Regions from separate parts of the Homo sapiens genome. Here region 2 is linked to region 1. A link is a contact called in ENCODE Hi-C or POLR2A ChIA-PET data. All regions are on one chromosome and are shown on one strand. Each heading gives the region's core, a stretch centred on a gene start or an enhancer-like site at or near the end of the contact. The rest is flanking DNA. Distances are from core to core; before and after follow the strand shown. Region 1 overlaps LOC105374343 (a long non-coding RNA gene). Region 2 has its middle 17 kb from the start of CTBP1-DT.

Region 1 (7,371 bases), core at 4,431-6,930:
GTGCAGACCCTGGTGGCCGCCGACTAACAGGTGACCCTCCTGGGCTGTGGGAGGGCTGACAATGCCCCCCTTCACTACATGGCAGGAAGGGCCAGGGGTGCTACACACTCAGTATAAAGAGGATCTGCAGAGAAGGTGCCAGGAAAGCCCCTGCCCACCCCCGGGCTGGTCCTACAACCCATCCACAGGCACTGCCTACTTTAAAGGAGGCTCCTGTGGCATCGGCCAAGGGTGAGTCAAGATGGCTGAGCTGCCAGGGTGGGGCTGTACGGAGGGACCTCCTGTCCCTGACACCCCACGAGGCTGGGGGGCAGTGGTTTTTCTCTGGCAGGAATAGATGGAGAGCTGGGAACTTTCATGCCACGGAATCGTAAATACTTCCCAAGGTCAGGGCCATGGCAACCAGGGTGGCAGGCTGGGGTCAGGCCCCACCAGACAGCTTGACCCGCCCTCCCCGGGGCCGCCTGCCCACCTGCCCCAGCAGCCCCACCTGCTCCCAGGGTGCGTGTCAGCTCAGATGAGGGCAGTAGCCCTGCTGGGTCAGGGAGGGGCCTCAGCTTCTGCATGGGGCAGGCCTGGGGGCTGGACAGGCGGATGCTATGGGGCACGACCCTCAGGGAAGCTTCTCTGATATTCCTTTTTTTTTTCTTGAGACAGAGTCTTGCTCTGTCCCCCAGGCTGGAGTGCAGTGGCACGATCTTGGCTCACTGCAACCTCCGCCTCCCAGGTTCAAGCAATTCTGCCTCAGCCTCCTGAGTATCTGGGCACGCACCACCACGCCCGGCTAATTTTTGTATTTTTAATAGAGACGGGGTTTCACCATGTTGGCCAGGATGGTCTTAAACTCCTGACCTCAGGTGATCCACCCGCCTCGGCCTCCCAAAGTGCTGGGATTCCAGGCGTGAGCCCTGCACCCGGGCCTTCTCTGATGTTCTGCCCAGCACCGCAGCTGAGGTCTCAAAGGGCCACCATTTATTTGATCTTCTCCACAAACATCCACAAAGCACTGGGCGCGCTGCCTTCGGGAAGCTCTTCCCGGGTGTCAGGAGAGGCTGCAGTCACAGCTGTTGTCTTCTGTGTTTGTTGCTGAAGCTGGTGGCAGGGTGATGTCCTCCTTCCAGGAGGATGAGCAGTCACAGGTTTACCCAGCCTGGTGGGCACAGCCCCTCTGAGGCGGGAAGGTCACAGCGGCTGTCCCAGCTGCCCCAGGAGTGTGGGAGCAACGGGGTCCCACCATGTCGGGTAGCACCTGGGCCCACAGACCCCAGAGGCAACCTCACTCCTGCTGGCTTCGTCCAGGGTGTGTCGGCCATGGGGGCCCCGTGGAGGGGAAGGGTCTGCCCTGTGGTTGCCGGGTTCTCTGTGGCACCTGGGGGGCAGAGGGGCCTGGCTGTATGAGGCCAAGCGGCCCTTGATTTGATTGAACACCCCTGAGACAGAGCCTACCCAGCCATGGCGGGGGGTCTTCAGGGCCTTCTGCCTGCCCCTTGCGCCCTTGTCTGCCCTGGGCAGCTGCCCTCAGCCTCTCCTGCACACTGGTCTGAAGGCTTCAGGTGTGTGGGGGGGTGGCGGGTGCTGGGCCGGGGCCGCAGGAGCTGGCCAGGCTTGGCCCTGAGTAAAGCCCTGGCCCAGGCGTGGCGGTGGTGGTGGGGGCGGGCCTCTGTGTGAGCGGGAGTGGTTCTGGGCTCATGTTACATTTTCCACTGGAAAAACAGCCCCATTTTGAATGTTGGCTCTGAGCGTTTTAAAAATTGCAAATATATCCAGTTTCCCAAACGAGTGCTCACCAGGCCAATGTGGTTGTTCCTGCCGGCCCTGTGGAGGGTGGGCACCCGGCCCAGTGGGAGTGAGGGGCTGGGGGCCTTGGGAGGGGAGGGTTGGTGCTGCAGTTCTGGGGAGCAGCCCTGTTGTCACAGCCTAGGGACACTGGGCCCCTGCCACCTAGATGGGCAACTGGGGCCCAAGCCCAGGTCCAGGGAGGTGGGGAAACTGAGGTCCTTGTGGCCTGGAGCCTGTGGGCCTGTCACTGAGGAACCCTCGGTCCTGAAATGGGCAGCACCTGGCCATGGCAGGCTGCAGCCCACACCGTGGTCAGGGAGCCTGGCTGTAGGAGGCCTCATCTCCCAGGTGTGCCCAGGTTCTGCATTCCTGCCGCTCCCTCAGGCACCTCCCCAGCCTGGCAGGGCCTCACTGGCAGGAGGCGAGGGAGCCCGGTGCAGACACAGGCTTCCGGGCTCTGAGTCCTGACTTGGGTCTGAGGCTTCACGATCCCTTTTCTGCAAAGGTGTCACCTGGTGCTGTAGTTGTGTGTGGGGCTGGGGTTTCGTGTGTGTGTGTGTACATGTGCATGAGTGGGGATGTACACGTGTACTGGGGTTTCCATGCACGTGCGTCTGTGCACACTTGAGCAAGTGCACATGTGGGTGCTCTGTGTGTGTGCATGGCGTGTGCGTTCGTGTGTGTGTGTGTGTGTGGATGGCGTGTGTGTTCTCGTGTGTGTGTCCCTCACTTCCCTACTGCCTAGGGTCAGGGCAGTGCTCAGGGTCCTAGCACCCCTTGAACAATGGGGTGACCAGGACTGCAGAGGGGCACGTGGCAAGGGGGTCCCAGGCTGCCTCCGTCTGTCCACCCAGGCAGGGTGGGCTGCGGAGGGTGCTGGCAGGCAGGCTCCTGGTTGGCCTAGTGCCCCTGGGGAGCAGGCTCAGAGGTGCCGTGCACTCTTCCCACTGTGCTAAAGCTTTGGGGCCTGTAAGGATGTTCCTGCCATGCCAGGCCCCTCCCCAAGCTGGGGTCAGGGCCCGTGCCCACTGCCCGGCACAGGCCTCCCGCTGGCTGGCTGCTCTCCTTGGAGGGCAGAGAGCATTCTTCAGAGTGGCATGGTTGCCAGACCAAATGACAAAAGTGCCCACTGGGTAGACCGGAGACCCCAGGCTGGCAGCCCGGCTGCACCCCCAGTTTCACAGGAGGCACTTTAACGCCAAAAACATCTGGAAATTGTTCCAAGGACTGGATTCCAGCCTTCGCCTTTGGAAGCTCAGCTGCCCCTGTGGAGGGTGGGAGGGCCGCTGGTTCCACAGGGCTGGAGCTGGGGCCATGAGTTCCATGAGCAATTCGGCCTCATGGGTGGCAGGCCCACGGCCACCGCAGGGCTGGCGGCACCCGCTCCCCTCCTGCTGCTCCCGCCTGCTGGCGCTGGCCACTCGAGCCGCCGTGCCTCTGAGTGTGGCCCCTCCGATGGCCAGTCTTGAGGTGGTGAGGGTGGTCATTCTAGAACTGTGTGTGCATGTGTGTGTGTCGGTGCACATGTGTGCATGTAGGTGTGTGTGTGTGTGTGCTTAGCTGAGGCTGCACCCCCCGGGGGGAGGCGCTGGCGAGTGCACACACACACACACACACACACACACCCCTGCATGTGTGTGCTGGCGCCTGTCAGCTCCTCCCCCGGAGGTGCAGCCTCAGCTAAGCCACCTCCCCCAGCCCCACCGGAGCAGGCGAGGAGCCACGGAGGGACCTCAGGGGGTGACCCCAGCCCCTGGGGGTCATGTGAATGGGGCTCCACCCAGGCCAGGAATCCGGCAGCACTTTTGTTCCTTTTCACAAAAGGCGAGCACGACGCCCCGTCTTGCTCACCGCTCAGTGAGCGTTACAAACGTTTGCCAACACGCACCTCCCTCTGCGCTGCCTGGCTGCAGCCAGCCAGGAGTGTCCGTCGGCTTCCACAGCTCCACTCTGCAAAGAAAACAAACCCAACAGCAAGGATGTTCTCCTTGAATGCTCTGGGCCGTGCTCTCGAATCAGCAGCCAGCCTGTCCTCAAAGGGGTCTTGGCTCAGAAACATCCTATCGTGCATCGTTTTCTGCCAAGTTTCAGTCTAAGATGTAAAAGTGGAGAAACCAGAAGCACTGCAAGTGAAAATAGAATAAAGGGAGACATCCCGTGTGGGAGCAAAGTAAGAGAAGCAACCAGCACAGCGGGCAGGAGGGACACTGGTGCCGCCACACCCGAAGGAGCCGGGTATCCACACTCCCGCAAGCCCTACCTCCCCTGGGGGCCCCCACCCACCAGGCCACACTCCCCTGCTGGCAGGAAACATGGAGTCAGGACCAAGTCACCTGCACCTGGGGCCATAAGGAGCTGAGCAGCCACCAAAGACCACCGTCCTCCAAACCGTTCTCCAAGTCCAGGGTCCTGCTGCTCTCCTCAACTCCCTCAGCCTCCCCAAATACTGAGTCTGAGAGTGCCCCCCAGCAGGGACTGGGCAGAAGTTTACACACACACACACAGACACACCCACCCCCACACACCAACACACAGACAAATATACACCCACCCCCACCCAACCCCCACCAACCCACTTCCACACCTACACCCACACATGCACACACGCACATCTACACATGCACACCCACACACACACCGACACACACACCGACACACACACCTCCACATACACCCCCGCACACTGACACACCCACACACACACCGACACACACACCTCCACAAACACACCCCCCGCACACTGACACACACCCACCCCCACACACTGACACATCCACCCCCCACACCGACACACACCTACAGTGACACCCGCACACTGACACACACCCACTCCTGCACACTGACACCCACTCCTGCACACTGACACACACCCCCGCACAGACACACACCCACCCCCGCACACCGATACACACACCTACCCACACACCCACCCCACACACCAACACACACCCACCCATCCCCGCACACCGACACACAACCCACCCCCGCACACTGACACACACCCACCCACTCACCTCTGCACACTGACACACACCCACCCCACCGACACACACCCCTGCACACTGACACACCCACCCACCCCCACACTGACACACACACACCTACCCACACACCCACCCCCGCAGACACACACACACCGACCCCCACACACTGACACACACACATCTGCACAAGACACCCACCCACCCACCCCTGCACACTGACACACACATGCACACCCCCAACCCCTGCACACTGACACACACACACCCACACACCCACACCCACACACTGACACACACACCCACCACCGCACACCTACCCACACACGCGTACCCACCCACCCCCGCACACAACACACATGCACACCCCCCACCCCTGCACACTGACATACACACACCCACCCTTACATGCACCCACAGGCACACATATACACCCACATGCACACCCCATATACATGCGTGCACACATATATACACATACACATACACACACCTACATACACCACCTACATACACCTACACGCACACATACATGTACACACCTACATGCACACATATGCATGCATACACACATCTGCACACCAACATGCACGCGCACACACGTGTCCACTGGCACAGAGCAGTGATGCACAGACACATTTCCCAGGCTGCCTGAGACCTGGGTGGCCGCGTGTGGTGCTTTGTGGCTGGGGTGTGCCCTAAGGGGTCAGGAGGGGCTGGGCCACACCCCAAAGGGTCCACATACTGAGGACAAAGGGAGCTGTGGAGGACCTTGTCCAGGAGAGGCAGGCTTCCTGGGTGCGGTGTGCAGGCTGCATGGGGAGCAGGGCGTTGGTTTCCCCGACTGCAGCCACAGACTGAGTGTGTCCATCCCCACAGCTCCTGCCAATTCCAACACTGAGAGTCTGTGTTTGGACGCCTCCAGTGACCACTGGCTCCGCGAGTGATGACTCACACCCATCACTCATCCCCTTCCTGAGTCAGCCGCGGGACCCTCTGCAGGGAGGCGTGCGAGTCATCGAGGTGATGCAACCCCTGCTTGGTCACTTGCTGACTCACGGACACCCCCCGCCCCAGCCCAGGGCCTCCCCTTCCATGCCGGACGGGCCTGGGGTGAGCTGCAGCCGGGCAGGAACGGCAGAGCAGGGGGCAGGGACCTGGGGGCGGGAGAGGCAGCCGGAACGGGGTGGCCGGGAGCAGGGCTGCTCTGAACGCAGACTGCTGGCCCTGGCTCCGCAGTACTCCCTCTGCTCTCTTGCTTGGTTTGAGGGACCCTCTTAAACCCTGCTCTCCAAGCCTCACGTGAATTGAACCAGCCACCACGTGGTCCCCGGAGGCGCTGAGCTGCGCTGAGCCCGGCCCCTCTCATCCTGGTGTTCTGGCGCCAAGCCCCCCAACCCACCCTAGTTGCAGGTCCGAGCCCTCCGGTGCCTGATCGCAGGCAGCCCCGGGCTCCATCGGGCTTAAGGCCACATTTCTCAGTGTTTCTATGAGGGCAGAAAAGACATTTCCTGAGAGTGGATTCCTGAGGTTTCTGAAGGTCCGTAAGTCCAAGAACCACATTCTTTCCAGCCCTCCTGAGTTCCTGCAGCCATGTTTCCCTTCCCTTGGGGAAAACGCAGCTCTGAGGGTCTGGAGCAGATGAAGGTCCCGTAAGTCCTACTCTCCCCAGCTGCCAGGGTAGGTGCCTGGTGCTCTGAAGGTCCTGGGGAGCCCCAGCCCCTTGCCAGGCATGTGAGGCCTTCCCAGCCCACACGTTCCGTGAGGACGGAGCCAGGTCCTGTGTTGCTTTCTGCTGCCTGGATGACTGGGAACGGAGCTGGGGTGTCCTCTGCTCTGCTGGAGCTGGAGCTGCCCTATTTAAGGCAATTCCTGCGCTGTGAGCCCTGGTGGGGCCACCTGGCGGGTTCCGCCAAAGCAACCTCACTGCCATGGGTGTTTTTCTGTTCCTGCGGTCATATGGGCTCTTGTGAAAGCAGTTTTCCAAGTAAATATGGTGATGATTTAAGTCTACTACATTTGGAAAAATGAGGGATGAACCCTGCAGCCCTGGTCCTGTCTCAGAGGCAGCTTTGGAGAACATCTGTTGCTGCCTCCGGAATCACCTGGCCCTGCCTGGGGGCAGCCACTGGCCCAGGCCAGCTCCTGAGCTGCCCTCCTGCCAGACTCGGAGAGGGGCTGTCTGTTCCCAGCCTCAGACCCCTGCCCCATGCCCATCGCCTGAGACTGTGATCAGACCCAGCCATGTGTCTGAATGAGCCTGGCCCGAGGAACAGTGGCCCTGAGAGGCATCTGAGCCCTGAGCCCCTCCCCACAGTGCAGGCCAGGGGTGGCCTCTGCTTCCCCCAAGATTCCAGGCTTTGTCTGATTTCCAATGGCTCTGGTCATCCTCACCCTGGTGCCTGTGGAGACCCTGGTGATAATGGCAATGGCCTCCCTTCCCTACATGGGTGGAAACTGCAGGTCCCGGCCCCTGGGGTCCTGGCTCTGCACTGCTCTCAGCCTGGCGTGGCCAGGAAGGACGCTGCCCAGCAGCCCCAGCCGCTTGAGGCCAGGAGAAAGTCGGGGTGGGAACGTCCGTCTCTGCAGTAGGTACCTGCCCCATCCTGGC
Region 2 (6,485 bases), core at 3,626-6,125, 220 kb after region 1:
TACAGAGCAAATGTTTTTAACTTTGCTAAAGTCCAATTTACCAAACATTTTATTTTATAGGTTGTACTTTCAGGGTCATGTCTAATATCTCTCAGCCAAACCCTAAGTCCTAAAGATTTTCTCCTATGTCTCCTTCTAAAAGTTTTATAATTTTACATTTAAACCTATACGATGATCAGTTTGAGCTAATTTTTGTTGAAGAAGTGATGTTTAAATCAAGGTGTTTTTGCTTTTTGTTTGGGTGTTTTTGTTTGTTTGTTTGTTTTTTGCATACAGGTGTCCAATTGCGCCAGGACCATTTGCTGAAAAGACTATCCTCTCCATTAGATTAAGTTTTCACCTTTGTCAAAACCCAGTTAGTTGTACTAGCATGGGTCGACTTCTGGGCACTCTATTCTGTAACATTGATCAATGTGCCTTTTCCTCCATGAATACCACATAACCTTCATTACTATGGTTATATATAGAGTAAGTCTTGAAATGGGACATACTGATTTCTCCCATTTTATTCTTATTTATTTACCTATTTATTTATTTATTTTTTTTAGGCAGAGTCTCACTCTGTCACCAGGCTGGAGTACTGTGGCGCGATCTCAGCTCACTACAACCTCCGCCTCCCAGATTCAAACAATTCTCCTGCCTCAGCCTCCTGAGTAGCTGAGATTACAGGCGTGCACCACCACGCCCAGCTAATTTTTTGTATTTTTAGTAGAGACGGGATTTCACCATGTTGGCCAGGATGGTCTCAATCTCTTGACCTTGTGATCTGCCCACCTCGGCCTCTCAAAGTGCTGGGATTACAGGCATGAGCCACCACACCCAGCCTCTTATTTTTATTTTTTAGAGACAAGGTCTTGCTCTGCCACCCAGGCTGGAGTGCAGTGGCACGATCATAGCTCACCACAGCCTCAAACTCCTGGGCTTAAGTGATCCTCCCATCTCAGCCTCCCAACTACCTAGGACTACAGGCGTGGACCACCATGCCTGCCTAATTTTTTAAAATTTATTTTTGTAGAGACAGACTGTCACTATGTTGCCTAGGCTGGTCTGAAACTACTGGCCTTAAGCAATCCTCTCACCTTGGCCTCCCAAAGTGCTGGGATTACAGGCATGAACCATTGGACTTGGCCCATTTTATTCTTTTTCAAATTGTTTTAGCTATCCTGGTTCCTTTGCGTTTCCATACAAACTTTAGAATGAGCTTATCTGTGGGTTTTTTTTCTTTTTTTTTGAGGTAAAGTTTCACTCTTGTTGCCCAGGCTGGAGCACAATGGCACGATCTCGGCTCACTGCAACCTCCGCCTCCTGAGTTCAAGCGATTCTCCTACCTCAGCCTCCCAAGTAGCTGGGACTACAGGCACGCACCACCACACATGGCTAAGTTTTGTATTTTTAGTAGAGACGGGGTTTCACCATGTTGGCCAGGCTGGTCTTGAACTCCTGACCTCAAGTGATCTGTCTGCCTTGGCCTCCCAAAGTGCTGGGATTACAGGCATGAGCCACCACGCCCAGCCAACCCTCCCACTTCTATTAAATAAAATGTCTGGGGAGCTGAATTTGGGCTGAGCTCCTGCACTAGACCCCAACAGACCAAACTAAAACGTGCTACGTGGCACATAATCAAACTGGAACTTTAAAAAGAACCACAGGAGGCCAGGCATGGTGGCTCACACCTGTAATCCCAGCACTTTGAGAGGCCAAAGCAGGAGGATCACTTGAGCTCAAGACCAGCCTGGACAACACAGTGAGATCTCATCTCTACAAAAAATCAAAAAATTAGCTGAGGGTGGTGGCACACGCCTGTGGTCCCTGCTACTCAGGAGGCTGGAGTGGGAGGATCCATTGAGCCCAGGAGATGGAGGCTGCCGTGAGCCATGACTGAGCCATTGCCCTGAAGCCTGCGTGACAGAGCAACAACCTGTCTCAAACAAACAAACAAACAAAAAACACCACGAGAAATCCCCAAATGGGCCAGTTTTCCAAAAACCAGAAGATTCATGGCAACCAATCAAAAGGGGCCCAGTCAACCCAAGCCGGCATAATCAGGAAGTCAATCCATACAAGGAAAATAGCCTCAGGAGAGCCGGGCTGCTTGTGCTGTGATGGTCCTTGCTACTGAAGCTGCCTTGTCATGGCTGGTCAGCTGCCATGCCCAAAGGAGCTCCTGTCTGTTTTGCAGGCTGGGTGCTGCCCAGTTCATGAATTACTAATAAAAGACAATTAAGCTGGGTGTGTGGTGCACACCTGTAGTCCCAGCTACTCAGGAGGCTGAGGTGGGAGGATCGCTTAAGCCCAGAGCCCTGGCAACCTAGCAAGACTCCATCTCAAAACTCAATTTGCTGAAATTTTGTTCTTTGATGGTTTCTATCCTTAAAACAGAACCAGCTGGAACCCTCTGGAAAGTTCCAGAACCACCAGCATCAGGGTGGCCAAGACGTGGGCACTGCCAGACAGGGGACCATGTGGGGCCAGAAGAAATTATAGGACATAGCAGGTCTCAGACATGACCAGAGACTGCTGCCAGTGGTGGAAGGCTTCCCTGAGCGTGATGACCTGGCCACTCCACAGGAAGCCTCCACACCCAAGGTTAAAGGTGTCCAGCTGCGGCCAGGGTTCCGGGGTACCTGTGGATCCCGTGACGTGGCACCGAAGATCTGAGCTGTGCAGAGGAGCTGCACCACAGAGGCCAGGTTTCCGTGTGGAGAACGCGCATAATGGGAGGCCTTGAGCTGAGACCCAGCCCCCGACCCCCACCCCCACCCACCAGCAGGGGATTCTCCTCAGGGCCTCACAGAGCACCACGTGGTGTCATTGCTGGTCCTGCCATAGCTCCCAGGACCAATGCTTCCCAGAACTCCCTGCTACATAAATACATCCGGTCCCTTTCCCTCGAGATCTTGAAAAGTGAAGACTTCACTTGGCAGTAACGGTAAAACATTTCAACATGGTAAGTTGTCATTTTATGCACACATGGAATGGTGGCCCATAAAGGGCCTGGGGGTCCAATATCCTACATACTGGACTCCTCATTAGTCCTCTGAGTCTTCTGTTCCCCAACACACTGCATTGGGATCAAACTGAATTTGCAGCCAGGCATCATAGCTCATGCCTGTAATTCCAGCACTTTGGGAGGCTGAGATAGAGGATCACTTGAGGCCAGGAGTCCAAGACCAGCCTGGGGAACATAACGAGACCTTGCCTCTAAAAAAAAAATTTTAAAAATTAGCCTGGTGTAGTGGGCATGCCTATAGTCTTAGCTACTAGGGAGGCTGAGGTAGGAGGATCACTTGAGCCCAGGAGTTCAAAGTTATAGTGAGCTAAGAGTGCATCACAGCACTCCAGCCCGGGCAACAGAGCAAGACCCTGATTCTAAACACACCTATACACACACACACACACACCCCACCACCAACAACAATGAAAAACCCTGAATTTACATCCTTCACGATAAAGTGATAGCTTCTGTGACATTTGCACAGAATTCTGAGTAAAGTTGCCTTTTCAGTCACATCTGTTAATGTTGACAAGACATAATCTAAAAATCAAGAGGATGAGAATAGAAGGACCACTTCCCTTCTAGTGACCTCCTGGACCACACCAAGCACCAACATCATGAGGATCCAAGGAATCTCTGGAAAGTTCTATCTCCAGAAGATACCCTGAGAACACTTAGGCCCTCCCAGACCACATGAAGAACCAACGTCATAAGGATCCAAGGCATCCCTGGAAAGTTCCTTCTCCAGAAGAAGGATCCAAGGCATCTCTGGAAAGTTCCATCTCCAGAAGATTCCCTGAGAACACTTAGGCCCTCCCAGACCACACCAAGCACCAACATCATGAGGATCCAAGGCGTCCCTGGAAAGTTCCCTCTCCAGAAGATTCCCTGAGAAGACTTAGGCATGATCTTAAATAAATATTCCTGTTGTTTAAAAGGCCTTAAATTCCTCATATTTAAGCTGTTGGGAGTCCCTTGCAATTCCATATACACTTGAGAATCTACTTTTATTTCTTTGAACAGGGCTGTTGGAATTTTGATAGGCATTGTGTTGAATCTGTAGATCACTTTGGGTAGTATTGACATCTTAACAATATTAAGTCTTCCTATCCATGAATATGGGATGTCTTTCCATTTATTTAGGTGTTCTTTAATTTCTTTTAGCAATCTTTTCTATTTTCAGCATACGAGTCTTTCACCTCCTTGGTTAGACTTATTTCTGAGTATTTAATTCTTTTAGATCTTGTTGTAAATGGCATTGTTTACTTAATTTCCTGTTTGAATTGTTCAATACTGATGCACAGAAACAAATGAATTTTGCGTGTTGGTCTTGATGTGTTGATCTTGTAACTTTGCTGAATTTGTTTATGAGCTATTGTACCTTCTTGTGGGTTCTTTTGGATTTTCTATATGTAGGATTATGTCATCTTCAAATAGAGATCGTTTTACCACTTCCCATCCATTTGGGTGTTTTTCATTTCTTTTTTTGTCTATGTAGGGGCCAGCCCTACAGGGTCTGTGGGTTTTTCTCCCCATGTGTGGAGACAAGAGATTGTAGAAATAAAGACACAAGACAAAAAGATAGAAGAAAAGACAGCTGGGCTCGGGGGACCACTACCACCAAGACGTGGAGACCGGTAGTGGCCCCGAATGCCTGGCTGTGCTGTTATTTATTGGATACAAAGCAAAAGAGTAAAGAGTGTGTCATCGCCAATGATTGATAAGGTCATGTGAGTCATGTGTCCACTGGACAGGGGGCCCTTCCCTGTTAGGTAGCCAAAGCGGAGAGAGAGAGGACAGCTTAGGTCATTATTTTTTCTATGCTCTTTTTAGAAAGATCAAAGACTTTAATACTTTCACTAATTTTGCTACTGCTGTCTAGAGGGCGGAGCCAGGTGTACAGAGTGGAACATGAAAGTGAAACAGGAGCGTGACCGCTGAAGCACAGCATCACAGGGAGATGGTTAGGCCTCCAGATAACTGCGGGCGGGCCTAACTGATGTCAGGCCCTCCACAAGAGGTGGTGGAACAGAGTCTTCTCTAAACTCCCCTGGGAAAAGGGAGACTCCCTTTCCCAGTCTGCTAAGTAGCGGGTGCTTTTCCTTGGCACTGATGCTACAGCTAGACCATGGTCTGCTTGGTAATGGGCATCTTCCCAGATGCTGGCGTTACCGCTAGACCAAGGAGCCCTCTAGTGGCCCTGTCTGGGAGTGACAGAGGGCTCATACTCTTCTGGTCACTTCTCACCGTGCCCCTTCAGCTCCTATCTCTGTATGGCCTGGTTTTTCCTAGGTTGTAATTGTAGAGCAAGGATTATTATAATATTGGAATAAAGAGTAATTGCTACAAACTAATGATTAATGATATTCATATATAATTATATCTATGATCTATATTTAGTATAACTTTTGTTATTTATGTATTTTATTACACTGGAACAGCTCGTGCCCTTGGTCTCTTGCCTCGGCACCTGGGTGGCTTGCCGCCCATAGTCTATAGCATTGGTACAACTTCCAGTATGCTGTTGAATAGTAGTGGTGAGAGCCTTGTTCCTGACCTTAGGGGAAAAGCTTTCAGTCTTTCACAACTGAGTATGATGTTAGCTCTGTGTGTGTGTGTGTGTGTGTGTTTGAGACGGAGTTTCACTCTTGTAGCCCAGGCTGGAGTGCAATGGGTGCGATCTCGGCTTACTGCAACCTCCGCCTCCTGAGTTCAAGCGATTCTCCTGCCTCAGCCTCCCAAGTAGCTGGGATTACAGGCATGCACCACCACACCCGGCTAATTTTTTGTATTTTTAGTAGAGACTGAGCTTCTCCATGTTGGTCAGGCTGGTCTCGAACTCCTGACCTCAGGTGATCCGCCTGCCTCAGCCTCCCAAAGTGCTGGGATTACAGGCATGAGCCACCACCCACAGCCATGTTTTGTTTTTGTTTTTGGAGACAGAATCTTGCTCGTAGTCCCAGCTGGAGTGCAATGGCACAATCTTGGCTCATTGCTACCTCCACCTCTTGGTCTCAAGTGATCTTCCCACCTCAGCCTCCCAAGTAGCTGGGACCACAGGTGTGTACTGCCATGCCCAGCAAATTTTTAAATATTTTTTTGTTGAGAGACGAGCCTTCACTATGTTGCCCAGTCTGGTCTTGAACTCCTCGGCTCAAGTGTTCATCCCAACTCAGCTTCCCAAAGTGCTGGGATTACAGGCATGAGCCACCATGCCTGCCCAGCTATGGGTTTCTCATAATACCCTTTATCATGTTGAGAAATTTTGTTTCCATTCTTAGTTTTCTGAGCTTTTCTTTCTTAAATCATGGAAGGTATTAGATTTTGTCAAATACTTTTTCTGTGTAAATTGAGATAATTATGTGGATTTTTTTCCCTTAATTCTATTAATGTGGTGTATTACATTGATTGATTTTCTCATGTTGAACCATCCTTGCATTCCTAGATAAATTTAACTTGGTCATGATGAGTAGATGAACAATCCTTTTAA

The links. A loop is a pair of places that touch in the nucleus more often than their neighbours do. ChIA-PET counts read pairs that join two places held with the same protein, here RNA polymerase II (POLR2A). Pooled maps may share reads with other maps.
Region 2: a loop to region 1 is called in a map of MCF 10A, with 22 times the contacts of the local background. The contact joins two enhancer-like sites. A Hi-C loop is called at or near these places in 1 of 168 maps with a recorded cell type or tissue (MCF 10A) and 4 of 50 pooled maps. POLR2A ChIA-PET finds 5 or more read pairs at or near these places in 1 of 52 experiments (AG04450).

What each region holds. Positions count from the first base shown.
Region 1 is chr4:1,038,056-1,045,426 of GRCh38, forward strand. LOC105374343 (a long non-coding RNA gene) reads left to right here. Exons shown (of 2, transcript XR_001741546.1): 1 at 1-231. Among named protein-coding and RNA genes, the nearest start is that of FGFRL1, 30 kb to the left of the region's middle. RefSeq lists an enhancer at 822-1,755 and silencers at 3,285-3,483, 3,864-4,045. Within about 2 kb of position 5,681, at least 12 of the 41 ENCODE cell types and tissues checked have a DNase peak (open chromatin) inside an H3K27ac peak, as active enhancers do.
Region 2 is chr4:1,262,961-1,269,445 of GRCh38, forward strand. No RefSeq gene overlaps it. Among named protein-coding and RNA genes, the nearest start is that of CTBP1-DT, 17 kb to the left of the region's middle. RefSeq lists an enhancer at 4,869-4,998. Within about 2 kb of position 4,876, at least 7 of the 41 ENCODE cell types and tissues checked have a DNase peak (open chromatin) inside an H3K27ac peak, as active enhancers do.